2 separate regions of the Homo sapiens genome follow, and region 1 is linked to region 2. Evidence: chromatin contacts called from ENCODE Hi-C or POLR2A ChIA-PET data. All regions are on one chromosome and are shown on one strand. Each heading gives the region's core, a stretch centred on a gene start or an enhancer-like site at or near the end of the contact. The rest is flanking DNA. Distances are from core to core; before and after follow the strand shown. Region 1 overlaps LINC02154 (long intergenic non-protein coding RNA 2154). Region 2 has its middle 92 kb from the start of LINC01203.

The links. Hi-C counts contacts between places; a loop is a spot of excess contacts on that map. ChIA-PET counts read pairs that join two places held with the same protein, here RNA polymerase II (POLR2A). Pooled maps may share reads with other maps.
Region 1: a loop to region 2 is called in a map with no recorded cell type, with 1.8 times the contacts of the local background. The contact joins two enhancer-like sites. A Hi-C loop is called at or near these places in 13 of 37 single-sample maps with no recorded cell type and 5 of 50 pooled maps. POLR2A ChIA-PET finds 5 or more read pairs at or near these places in 1 of 52 experiments (OCI-LY7).

Annotation. Positions count from the first base shown.
Region 1 is chrX:13,261,132-13,267,122 of GRCh38, forward strand. It overlaps LINC02154 (long intergenic non-protein coding RNA 2154), which reads right to left. Exons shown (of 2, transcript NR_146309.1): 2 at 4,917-5,991. Among named protein-coding and RNA genes, the nearest start is that of LINC02154, 39 kb to the right of the region's middle. RefSeq lists an enhancer at 2,694-2,943. Within about 2 kb of position 2,605, at least 2 of the 41 ENCODE cell types and tissues checked have a DNase peak (open chromatin) inside an H3K27ac peak, as active enhancers do.
Region 2 is chrX:13,423,987-13,430,148 of GRCh38, forward strand. No RefSeq gene overlaps it. Among named protein-coding and RNA genes, the nearest start is that of LINC01203, 92 kb to the left of the region's middle. RefSeq lists an enhancer at 4,420-4,937. Within about 2 kb of position 4,410, at least 5 of the 41 ENCODE cell types and tissues checked have a DNase peak (open chromatin) inside an H3K27ac peak, as active enhancers do.

The DNA.
Region 1 (5,991 bases), core at 1,355-3,854, 160 kb before region 2:
AAATATCTCAAAAGAATGAACATTAAGCTACAGAAAATCATTAAAAAGATCAGATTAATATTATAGCAACACAGTGTTTCTTCCCTAACACGCTCTTGGTTCTCTCTAAAAGGTCATTTGTCTGTACTACCAAACTCAGAGCTGTATCTTACACTTCCTTTCTCTTTTCCTCAGCACCTAACAGTGTCCAGTTCATAGCTGGTCCTCAGTTAATACTTGTTGAATAATTAAGATTAAAAAAAAAAAAGAAAACAGGTGGTTATAATGGAGGGGGTGGTGTGAACACCAAATTAAACAAGATTGAGTGAAATTACTTTTCAAGACTACATCAACTTTCTATTACTGCCGTGGCAAATTACAACTAACTTAGTAGCTTAAAACAATACACATTTATTATCTCATGGTTTTATAGGTTAAAAGTCCAACGCAAATCTCACTGCGTTAAAATCAAGGTGCCAGCTGCACAGCATGCCTTCTGGAAGATTTAGGGGAGATTTTCTTGCCTTGCCTTTTTCACCTTCTGCAGGCTACCAGAATTCCCTGCAAAAGGTGAAAAAGGCAATTTCAGTGGCGGGCCAAGTCCTTCTGGTGCTGCCGTCAGATCTCCCTCTGACCACAGCCCAAAAAGTTTATCCGATTTTAAGGACCTATATGATTAGATAGAGTCCACTAAGCCAACCCAGGATAATCTTCCCATCTCAAGACCTATACCTTTAATCCCATCTGCAAACTCCCCTTTGCCATGTAACACATTCACAAGTTCTAGGGGCTAGAGTGTAGAAATCTTTAGGGGACCATTATTCTGCCTGCTACAGGGGAGTCACATAGAATGACTAGAATTACAAAGAAAAAAACAAGCAACTGCTACATGTCCCTGGTCTTCTCATAAGCAGCATGAAATATAAATGCTTAAGCTTTAGATTTGAATAGTTTCCTAGAGCTATTTTTAAAATGGCTTTTTTTCCTTAGTATACTGATAATAAATGCGAACTGTCAATAGTTTGGAAACACAAAAGACTTTGAAGAAAAAAAAACCACCCTAAATCCCACCAAGCAGTCCTAACCAGTTACTATTTATATGTCTATTCTTCTGATATTATGTAAATGCATATCAAATTTATATATGCATTAAAAATATTAATTTATTCTAAATGATTCCTTTAAGTAGCCTATTTCCCCTCTAAATATTATCCTAAATATGTTCTCATGGCATTAAAGATTTTTCAAAAAAGATTATTTCTCCTCACTCTACCACATTGGCACCATATTATTGCCTCTGAATTTATGTGTTTATTATCCCATTGTTGAACATAAAAGGGTTATTTTTAGGCCTTTGCATTTATAAATAGTAGGTTTAGAAAAAGATGTATTCAAAAATCTGTATATACAGCTCTGATTATTTTCTTAAGGGTGTAAATGAGGAATTATCGCATCAGAGACCATTTTAAGACCACTGGTACTCGTCACCTCATTTCCCTCCATAATGACTACACCAGATTTACCCCCACGAGCAGTGTACAAAAGTGCCCTTTGCAATGAACTCTGAGCAGTGTTTACCAGTGCTATGGACTAAATTATGGCTCTTTCCCCAAAATTCATATGTTTAAGCCCTAGCCACCAATGTGATTAGATTTGAAGGTAAGGCTTTTAGGAGGTAATTAAGGTTAAATGAGGTCATAAGGGTGGGGTCCTAATCCAATAGAATTGGTGGCCTTATAGGAAGAGGAAGAGAGAGAGAGATCTCCTTCACATACATACGACATGCACATGCACTGAGGAAAGGCCACATGAGGACATAGTGAGAAGTTGGCTATTTCCAAGCCAGCAAGAGGGCCCTCACCAGAAACAGAATTGGCTGTCACCTTGAACCTGGATTTTCCAGCCTCAGGAACTGCAAAAAAATGAATTTCTGTCATTTAAGCTACCTAGTCTATGGTAGCTTTTTATGGCAGCCTGAGCTAATGAGCTAATGCAATGATGGGTGAAAAATGATGTCCTTGTTCTATTAATTGGTGATGATTTGATTTCTAGAAGAATGGTCATTTTGTTTACAGACCACTTTTCATGTCTCTGGGAAAATTCAGAGTCTATTGTTGGACTCTAAAACAGAATGTTACAAAAATCATAAGGCATAGAGGACTGAAATTCAATAGCACTTCCACAGAGCTAGAATTGTGTTCTTTAGAATAATGCATTTTTAAATGTCTGCATCAATCAGAACAAATGCTTTAATCTACTTACATAAGCCCTTTTTGATTTTAGTCCCCATTTGTCTATTTTTAAAGGCTTAAAGATCTAGCTACAAGAGTACCAAGAAAACTCTTTTGCCTTTGTAGATGAAGTTCACAACATGTGTGCTAAAGTATTTGATTCCTTCAAGCACCATGTGAGTTAGGTGGTGTTGAGGTTGATTGGACAGTATGGATGGTGGAAGGAATTGATTGACTTGAAGGACATGAAGATGCAAGGCTAGTGCAAGAAACCATGTGTGAAGCCAGTGCATTTGGAGGCACATGTAAAGGTCACCAACGCCTTCTCGAACAATTTATAAAATAAGAATGGGTGGGAGGAAACTGAAGACAATTTTACATCCTTGTGACTAGAAAGGAGATGTGAGCTAAGAAGAGAGTTCAAGCATGACCAAATGAAGCAGAGGCTAGCAGCCCAGGCAACAATACTCCTTCCTTGGTAGGTAATGACATTATAATGAGTAACTGCAGACAAACAAAGTCAGCAGTTCTTAGACACAGAGCAGCACCTAATGCAGCAAGTAGTACCTAGGGGAAGGTCTGGGGAGGAGTTTTAAAGGGGTTTCTAAGATAGGAAAGCGTGAAGTCTTATTATTGTACAGAAAGATTGTATCTACTCAGAGGGATGAGAGTAATCACAAATACACAGTGGTTATTACACCCATTATATAGAAAATGAAACTGAGGCTCAGAAACCTCATATAGTTCCCCTAGAGATACACAATTGTTAGTGCTGAAATGTGAACTCAAACCTTCAGACGTGAAGCTGGAAATGAATTTCCTTGGCTTCGATGTCTCCATCTCAAAAATGACTGTATTTTTGGGAAGGTTGCTTCAGAGTCCACGTTCTATTGGCCATTCCACTGATTCCGCATCTCCTTGACAAATGAATCTTGGGCCAAAAGTTCATTGTGGGGACGCTGTTCGTGAGTATATTAATTTGACCAGATGTATTCTCATTGGAAATCATATTTAAAATGGCTTACTGGGTTTGGAGGATGCAGAAGTTAAAGAAATAAAATTGAAATATCCCCTTTCTCTGTTGCCTAGAACTTTACCCATTTCCCTTGTCTCCTCACCAGCACCCTGGTGGCTTCCTCCTACCTCACAATTCCTTTTCATGCTCCTTTGGTGGGTCTTTTGCCTCTGCCTGCACCTCTAAATGTTGAGCGCCTCAGGGGTCTATCCTGGGTCTCGTATCTTTTGTCCACACTCTAACTGGGCAAACTCATCATGTCCAATATCTTTAAAATATTCACGCCCAGGATTCTAGATTCCTGTATCCAACAGCCAACTAGATATCACTATGTGGAAGCTTAATAAGCATCTCGAACTCAACATGACCCAAGAGTATTCTCTCTTTTGCCAATCAGGTTTTTTCCAGTCTCATGTATCTCATATAGCTCCCCTAGAAATACACATATCTCAGTAAATGGTTTTACCACCCACTTAGTGCTCAAGTAATTGTTCTTGATTACTGTCTTATAGCTTCCCTCACCTTCCACACCCAATACTTCTGGAACAGCAAGTCCCGTGAATTCTATTTTCAAAGCACCTCTCAAACCTTTCAATTTTTCCCCATCTCCACTGGTATCACCACCCTTTGTCAACTGGGGCTTGTACAAAAGCCTCCTAACTAGTTTTCTCTGCTTCCACATGAATTGTTTTGTAAAAATATAAATCACATTAGTTCTGGGCTCAAATCTCTCTAATAACTTTTCATTGCACTTAGATTAAAAATCCATCCTTCTTAATCTAGTTTATAATGTCCTTCATGAGCTAACTTCTGCTGACCTCTGAGACCTCATCTGTCCATTCACCCATTGGCCCACTATCCTCAGCTACACTGGACATTTTTCTATCCTGACGCTTACCTAGCTTATTCTTAACTAAGGACCTTGACTCTAACTTAACTCTGTGCCTGGAATGTCCCTCCTCCTCCACATTCTTGTGGATAGCTCCTTCTTGTCATTTACATATCAGCTCAAATGTCATCTTTCCAAAGAGGCTTTCCCTGACCATCCCATCTAAGTAAGGCCTATTTTTCTTATGTATTGATTTGTGTGTTTCTTCATTAGAGTAGTTCCATGAGAGCAGGAAGCAGATCTATCTTACTGAGGACACTCCTGGTGCCAAACTATCTGGGGAAGAGGAAACCAAGAATCCAGTGCAGTCTTAGAAGATGGGGGAGTTGCTAATGGAAGGAACCAGGTCTCTGAAAGACTTCATAGAACACAGTACCACACTTTGTGACATCCCCTGACAACCTCATTAGACTGTGACATAGGCAAGAAATAAATCTTGGTTGTGTTTGCCCCTGAAATTCCAGGGCTGTTTGTTACAATGGTTAACCTCTTCTGACAAATTTCATAAAATTCCATTTACCCTCGCTTTTCCTCACTACATATTATTCAGTTTAAGATTCGGTTCACTGTCCTCCAGGAAGCCTTCCTTGACTTCCCTGTGGCTGGCTTTTGTGTTCCCATGGCACCATGTGCACTGTTTCATCAGGTACTAACCACGTTGTATTATATACTGTCTCCCTCATGTGACTAAGTTTTTCCTGAGGTCAGAAACTATCTATTTTTCTTTTTTGTGTCTTTATGGCCTATTACAATGTCTGGCGCCACAATAAATCTTTGTTAGATAAATAAACCATAGACAGCAGGCAGTTCAGGTTTTAATGGAGGGCAACAGTATTTCTTTGCAATGGTTAACAATACTAGTAGAAACAGAATATGAAATGAAAAGTGGGGAAAGGCTTCATGAGTATGAATTTATTTGAATGAAGAAAAATTTCAATGTTACTTAGGCTGAATAAAGACAATGATCATTAAGTAATTCTAGAAAATAGAGATTATTCTAGATAAATGATCCTTATAAGATTCCTTTGATTCCTGTTAATTGCAATCCAATACATAAATATTGAAGGCTTATTATGAGCAAATTACTCTTTTTCGTATGACAAAGATGAAAATACTTCTGCCGGTTAACATTTTATAATTCTATGACCTTATGATTCTGAACACCTACGTAAGATATTTTTAAACCTTGACAGTTACATTGGGAGATTTACATCAAGAACCAGCACTATGGAGTCAGAATTTGCATGGAGTTCTATCTTCAAAGTTTTACTACAAACCGGTGCCACTGGGTCATTTTTAGATTCAGACCATTGGTTAGTGGCTTCTCCCCACAGTGAACCGGACAGTCATGTGCCACTTGGCAGTTTTCAAGGTATGAGTTTATTCTGTTTGATGTTCTGTCAATTTCTCCAGGGGACAAGCAGCCAGATGGTTAATTGCCCTTCCTTAAGCACAGACGCACTCACAGAAAAGGTGTGAGGAAGGACCCCTCCGAAAGAGGAGCCTCTCACAGAGCAGGCTGAGCCGCTGTACAGAGTTGAGATTGTTGACCCACTGATTGTGCCTGAAAGGCTTTTCAGCCACACAAAACCCTGGGCTTCCTCATTAGCATATCAGAGGTGGCGCAGTGGTGGGAAATACTGCAGGCAACAAAGAATGTGGTTCAGTGGCATTGTCTCATTGGTGCTTACAGAAGCAGAAAAAATGATAATCAGGCCGGAGTTGCAGTGATGGACAGATGTTGACATATTTTCTTGGGCAACCAATGTCTTCCACTCCCCCTCCATCAGTTGACCCATTCTCAAGACTCCCCGCCCCTCCAAGGCACAGTTCCTCAACCAATACACAAGGAAAAGCCACGACACAATCAAAACCTC
Region 2 (6,162 bases), core at 3,160-5,659:
AGATTTTAAATGTTCCACCGTTAGCTACTTACATGCCCTCCATTATTAAAGTGCCCTTGGAGTTAGAAATGGAAATATGCTTTTAGGATTATCATCTATTCCTGGGAGGCATCGCAGAATTGTTATTTCCAAAATGTTTCCTTGTTCTTGGTGCACTGTAGAGTCTTTTAAGAACAAAGAGTTATTCTCAATTCAGGCTGGACTAAGCTGCACCAACTGAACTCTCGCATTATTTCAGAAATTCTGTATTCAGTGGGGAGGATGGAACAAAATAATTAGGATATGGGGCCCAGAGACCTTCCGGGAAAGATATTCTTGCTGTGTTCTACAGCTTTTTCTGCTGCTTTATTTTTCTCTCTTTTACAATTCCTCCCACCCACTCTTCATGCCAGCAAACAGATGATCCGGGAGAATAAGAATATTGTATGATCACTCGTTAATTTACTTCGGATTGCTTTCCAGGCACCACAAGTCTGACCGCTCAGGGGTTTCCAGTGAATTTTTGGCAGCTACTAAGCACAGTTAGTTGCCTATAAGAACTACTGATTCTGCTTCGTTTTACACACCACATATGACAGGGCATAACTCACCATGACTGGCTTACATTTAGGCTACTCTGTATTGAATCAGACACTATTTATCACTTTCAAGTTCTAATTTCTGCATCGTGCATATGGTTATTTAAACCTATATAGTTCAATGAAAATGCTCCCATCCTGTACAGACTAGCCTAAAGGGGCACTACATGCAATGATACCAGAGGGTAAAAACATGGCACTGGCTCTTTTTTTAAATGACTAGTTTGAAATGGAGGCAATTCATTAATTCAACATTTATTGAGTGCCTACTAGGCAGCAGGCCATAAGTTAAACTCTGGGGATTTTTAAAAAGGAATGCCTGGTAGCTGCAGTAGCTAACATACATCACATTTATGCTTTATGCAAATTCATAATCCAGCTAAGAAATAGACACACGGCCGGGCGTGGTGGCTCACCCCTGTAATCCCAGCACTTTGGGAGGCCGAGGCAGGCAGATCACGAGGTCAGGAGATCGAGACCAGCCTGACTAACACGGTGAAACCCCGTCTCTACTAAAAATACAAAAAATTAGCCAGGCATGGTGGCGGGCACCTGTAGTCCCAGCTACTCCGGAGGCTGAGGCAGGAGAATGATGTGAACCCCGGAGGCGGAGCTTGCAGTGAGCCCAGATCACGCCACTGTGCTCCAGCCTGGGTGACAGAGCGAGACTGTCTCAAAAAAAAAGAAATAGACACCCATGCAAGTGTATTGGTGAAAGTGGTATGAAACAAATGCCCACAAAGAGCCCAGAGGAGGGAGGGACATTGGGACCAGGCCTTTGTTGCCTTCATATATGAATCTTTTTGCAGACGTGTTTTCATTTAAAATAGCTGGGTCAAGTGGTAATTTTATTAGAAACTGCCAAACAATTTTCCATGGGGCTGTACCATGTTAAATTCCCACCACAGTATATGAATTCCAGTTGCTCCACATCCTCACCAACACTTGACATTGTCAGACTTTAAAATTTTACCCATTCTCATGTATGTAGTGATATCTTGTGGTTTTACTTTACATTTTTCTATTACCAGCTATGTTGAATACCATATTTACATGCTCGTTGGCCATTTGGATATCCTATTTTATAAAGTGCCTGTTTAAATCTTTTGCCCATTTTTAAATTGGTTTTTGTCCTCTTTTATTGATTTAGAGAAATTCTTTATATATTCTGGTTATAAATCCTTTTTGGATGTATGTATCGCAAATATCTTCTTCCAGAAATGAATATTCTTTTGTACTCAGTAAAGAAAAAAAAACAAAAACAAAACAAAAAAACTTCAGGGTTTTTTTGAGCAAGCACTGTTCATAAGGATAGAATAAATTCTGGCCAGGCGTGGTGGCTCATGCCTGTAATCCCAGCACTTTGGGAGGCTGAGGCGGGTGGATCACAAGGTTAGGAGATCGAGACCATCCTGGCTAACACAGTGAAACCCAGTCTCTACTAAAAATACAAAAGATTAGCAGGGCGCGGTGGCGGGCGCCTGTAGTCCCAGCTACTCCGGAGGCTGAGGCAGGAGAATGGCGTGAACCCGGGAGGCGGAGCTTGCAGTGAGCTGAGATCGCACCACTGCACTCCAGCCTGGGCGACAGGGCGAGACTCTGTCTCAAAAAAAAAAAAAAAAAAAAAAAAAAAAAACCAGAATAAATTCTGCAGGTTTTCTTTACTGACTGCCCAACATACCTACATATGCCATAAATGATATGAAAATCTGATGCGTGATAAGAGACTGAGATTTAATCACGTGTTTGGTGGCTATTCAGTCATGGTCATAGTAAGTGTTGAACACATATTTGTTGAATAAACTAATAATTGAAAAAAGTGCTTTTTAAAACTGAAATTTACTTAAAACTAAGCCTCCTAAGTGGAAAAGTACCATCACAGCAGAAATCTGGAAATTATTTTTTAATGAAATCATTTGTTCAATAAATATCTGAGGGTCTAAGAAGCGCAGGATACTTTTGTTAAGCTCTGTAGGGGATGTAAGAAACATAAAAACAATTATTTTCTTTGAATAGCAACTTACAATTTATAAAATGCCCCTAGAAATTGTATTTGAACTTGAAAACTAGCTTCTTGGCCAGGTGTGGTGGCTCACACCTATAATCCCAGCACTTTGGGAGGCCAAGGCAGGAGGATTGCTTGAGGCCAGGAGTTCAAAACCAGCCTGGGCAACATAGTGAGACCCTTTCTCTATAAAAAGTTAAAAACATTAGTTGGGCATGGTGGCATGCCTGCAGTCTCAGCTACTTGGAAGGCTGAAGTGGGAGGATCACTTGAGCCCAGGAGTTCGAGGTTGCAGTGAGCTATAACCACACCATTGCACTCCAGCCTAGACAAGATTGCAACCTTGTCTCTCCATAAAAAAAGAAAAGAAAGAAAGAAAAAGAAAACTAGCTTCTCAAATTCTGCATTGCTTACTTGTTAATTCAAAAAGATATTTATCATGTGCCTACTATGTGCCAGAACTAAAGTTTTAGGACAAGGTGGACAGTAAATAAATACCTGAATGATGTGATTGCACTAAAACCATAATCTCCCATCCCTCCAACAGTGTTAACCACCTGCCTCCATGATGCTTGTGAACTTTGGACAACCCTCTTCTTCGTTTGCTTTAATTTTACTTGTTTTTTCAAGTGATACCTTCACGTGGTTCAAAAATAAAAATGGTATAAAAAATATATATTGAGAAGTCTTACTAGCATCCATAAGCTGGTCTGTCCTCCACCCTATTGCCTCATTCCTTTTATTAGTTTCTTGCATATACTTCCAATGTTTCTTTATGGAACTATGTACAAACACATATATGTTCTGATTTCTCCCTCATTCTTACATAGAGTTAACATGTTACATGCTGTTATATAAATGGGCTAAAGGTGGGGGGCCCTGGATATTGGTCCCCATGTTGTTTACATCTTCACAGCAGGCTAGGACAATTAGCTCAAAGCCCTCTGGCACTAAACTCAAATTCATATACATCTGATTGCCTTAAATGTAGCCCAAATAACCATATTTTTAGCTATTTAAAGCCTGCCTGTCTTGCACATCCTATGAAGCTGTACCCAACATCTGCTAGCCATAGATAAGATGAACCTTGGGGATACGAAAGACACCAAGCCACTGCTGCCGATTCAAGCTCTCTGACCCCAAAGACTCCCCATCTTGTTACTGGGTAACATCATCTACCTGCAGGAGGCACTTCTCCGATTTCCCTCTCCCCTGGGAATGCCCTTGTTCTCTTCCTCTTCTGGGTGGTGGCTCCATGCTGCTCTTTCTGGAAGGTCTCCTGCTGTGAAGAACTTCACTCACGTATGCTAACCAAGCACCACCCAAACAAAGTTCATTTGTGCTACTGTCATTTCGTGGTCATGTCCTTTCCTTGATCAGCTCTGAATCCTCTATCTCACCACATATACTCTGCCTTTTCATTTTGATTTTTTTTAACTTAACAATATATTCTGGGGAAGACTCCTTCACTCTTTTATACAGCTGCAAATTACTCCACTGCATTTAACCAGTCCCTCCTGATGTTCGCTTGGATTATTTCTAGTCTTTTGTTATTACAATGATGCTGCAATGAATCACCTTGCACATTCATCATTTTGTTCATGTACAGGCAGATCTATAGGATAAATTCCCGGAAGATGGATTGCTGGGTCAAAGAGTAAACAAACACATTTGTATTTTTGAAAAACATTGGCAAATCATTCCTTTTAGCAACCATGCATGAGATTGTCTGTTTTCCCATAGCCTCACTATTTACCAGTCTGTTAGGTAAAAATAAACAAACTTCTAGTCTTGGACTCCTTACACAGTAAAGATTGTTAATATAATATTTGTTAACATGCCTATCTCTGCCACTGAATTGTGACACCCTTAAAGTCTGGAACCATTTCTTACTCATCTTCATAGCCTGTTGCTTAGCTAGCAAAGTTCTTTGGACAGAATAGCTTCTGCCACTTCCCTCTCTCCCCCGCAAAAACATATTTACTGAGTTGAATCAATCACCACTTTAGCCTAGAGAGGCCCCCCTCAGACCTTCCCATTGTGGTATGTGCTGCCCCACTTTCAGCTGACTGCCAATTTCCTCTCGAGGCTGGGCCTGCTCAGCCCACCCACAGAGGGAGGAGAGCCTGAGATTGAATGCACCACCGTCCCAGCAGCTCTCAACCAATGCCTGAAGGGAGATGGTGTTTAAATAGCCAGCAAGCTCTTCCTTTGGGGGTGTACCTCTGAGGCATGGGGTGGTCTATGCTGAGAGCTCTTCGTGGGATGAAGCCCTGTGGTCCCTTTGTCCATAGCAGGAAGTAGCTTGATAGTGTATCTTTTAAGGGCTTCCCTGCCTTTCCTTCCTTTCCAGGCTCACCTTCTCACTCCATTATTGGAGTTTCCTTCAATCACCTCCCAAGTAAATGACTAGCACTTTATCAGGGTCTTTTTTGGGGGGAACTGAAATAAAGACAATACCTTCCCTTTTCTTTCTTCTTCTTCTTTTTTTTTAATAGGGTCTCACTGTGTCACCCAGGCTGGAGTGCAGTGGTACAATCACAGCTCACTGCACAGCTCACTTCGCCTCCCTAAATCTAGTGATTCTCTAGCCTCAGCCTCCCGAGTGTCTGGGACTACAGGTGCATGCCACCATGCCTGGCTAATTTTTTTGATTTTTAGTAGAGATGAGGTATCACTACATTGCCCAGGCTGATTTTGAACTCCTGACCTCAAGCAATCCTTCCACCTTGGACTCCAGCAATCCACCCACCTCGGCCTCCCAAAGTGGTGGGATTACAGGCATGAGCCGCTGTACCTGGCCAGCTTTCTTTATCAAATGAAGAAACCTAAATACTGAGAAAATAAGTGAAGTGCTCATGGCACAGCTAGTGAGTGAAGAAGCATATTCCCTGGCTCCTAGAAATGTGCTGTTTTAGAAAATGGAATTTCTCTTTATGGATGATAAGTACAACCACTGAGACATGAAAGAGCAATGGAAGAAGTGTGTGTGTGTGTGTGTAAATCAATAACAGCACAAGGTTACATAAAATGAATAGTAAATAAGCGAAACAGCTCTCACCTATGGTGCATATTATGAGCCAGGCAAGTACTTTTTGTGTGTTTCTTCATTTAACACAAAACTCTACAAGTTAGATGCATTATTATCATCATTCCCAGATCACAGATGAAGAAAATTAAGATACTGAGAGTTTAAGTAACTTGCCAAAGCTCACACTTGCCAAGATCTGACTCCTGGATTTGTGCTCATAACCATCAAACTATACTGTCTGCAGGGGCCGGCCAGAGAAGTTCTAGAAGTGACAGATTACCCTTGGCTTTTGGCAGCAGGGGTCTTGAAGAAAGAACATGGGATTATGACTAATTAAGGACTAATTCTTCCTAGGGCCATCAAAGAACTCATTTGTGTCAGTTAGAATATTTTCCAGGGCAGAAACTAAATATCCAACTAAAAATGACTTAAACAACAGGGGTCTACTGAAAAATCTCACATAATAAGAGGTCTGGAGGCAGGAGGTTCCAGACTTGGTTAATTCAGCAGTTAAATGACTTCAAAGCAGCAGTGACTCACATATTCAT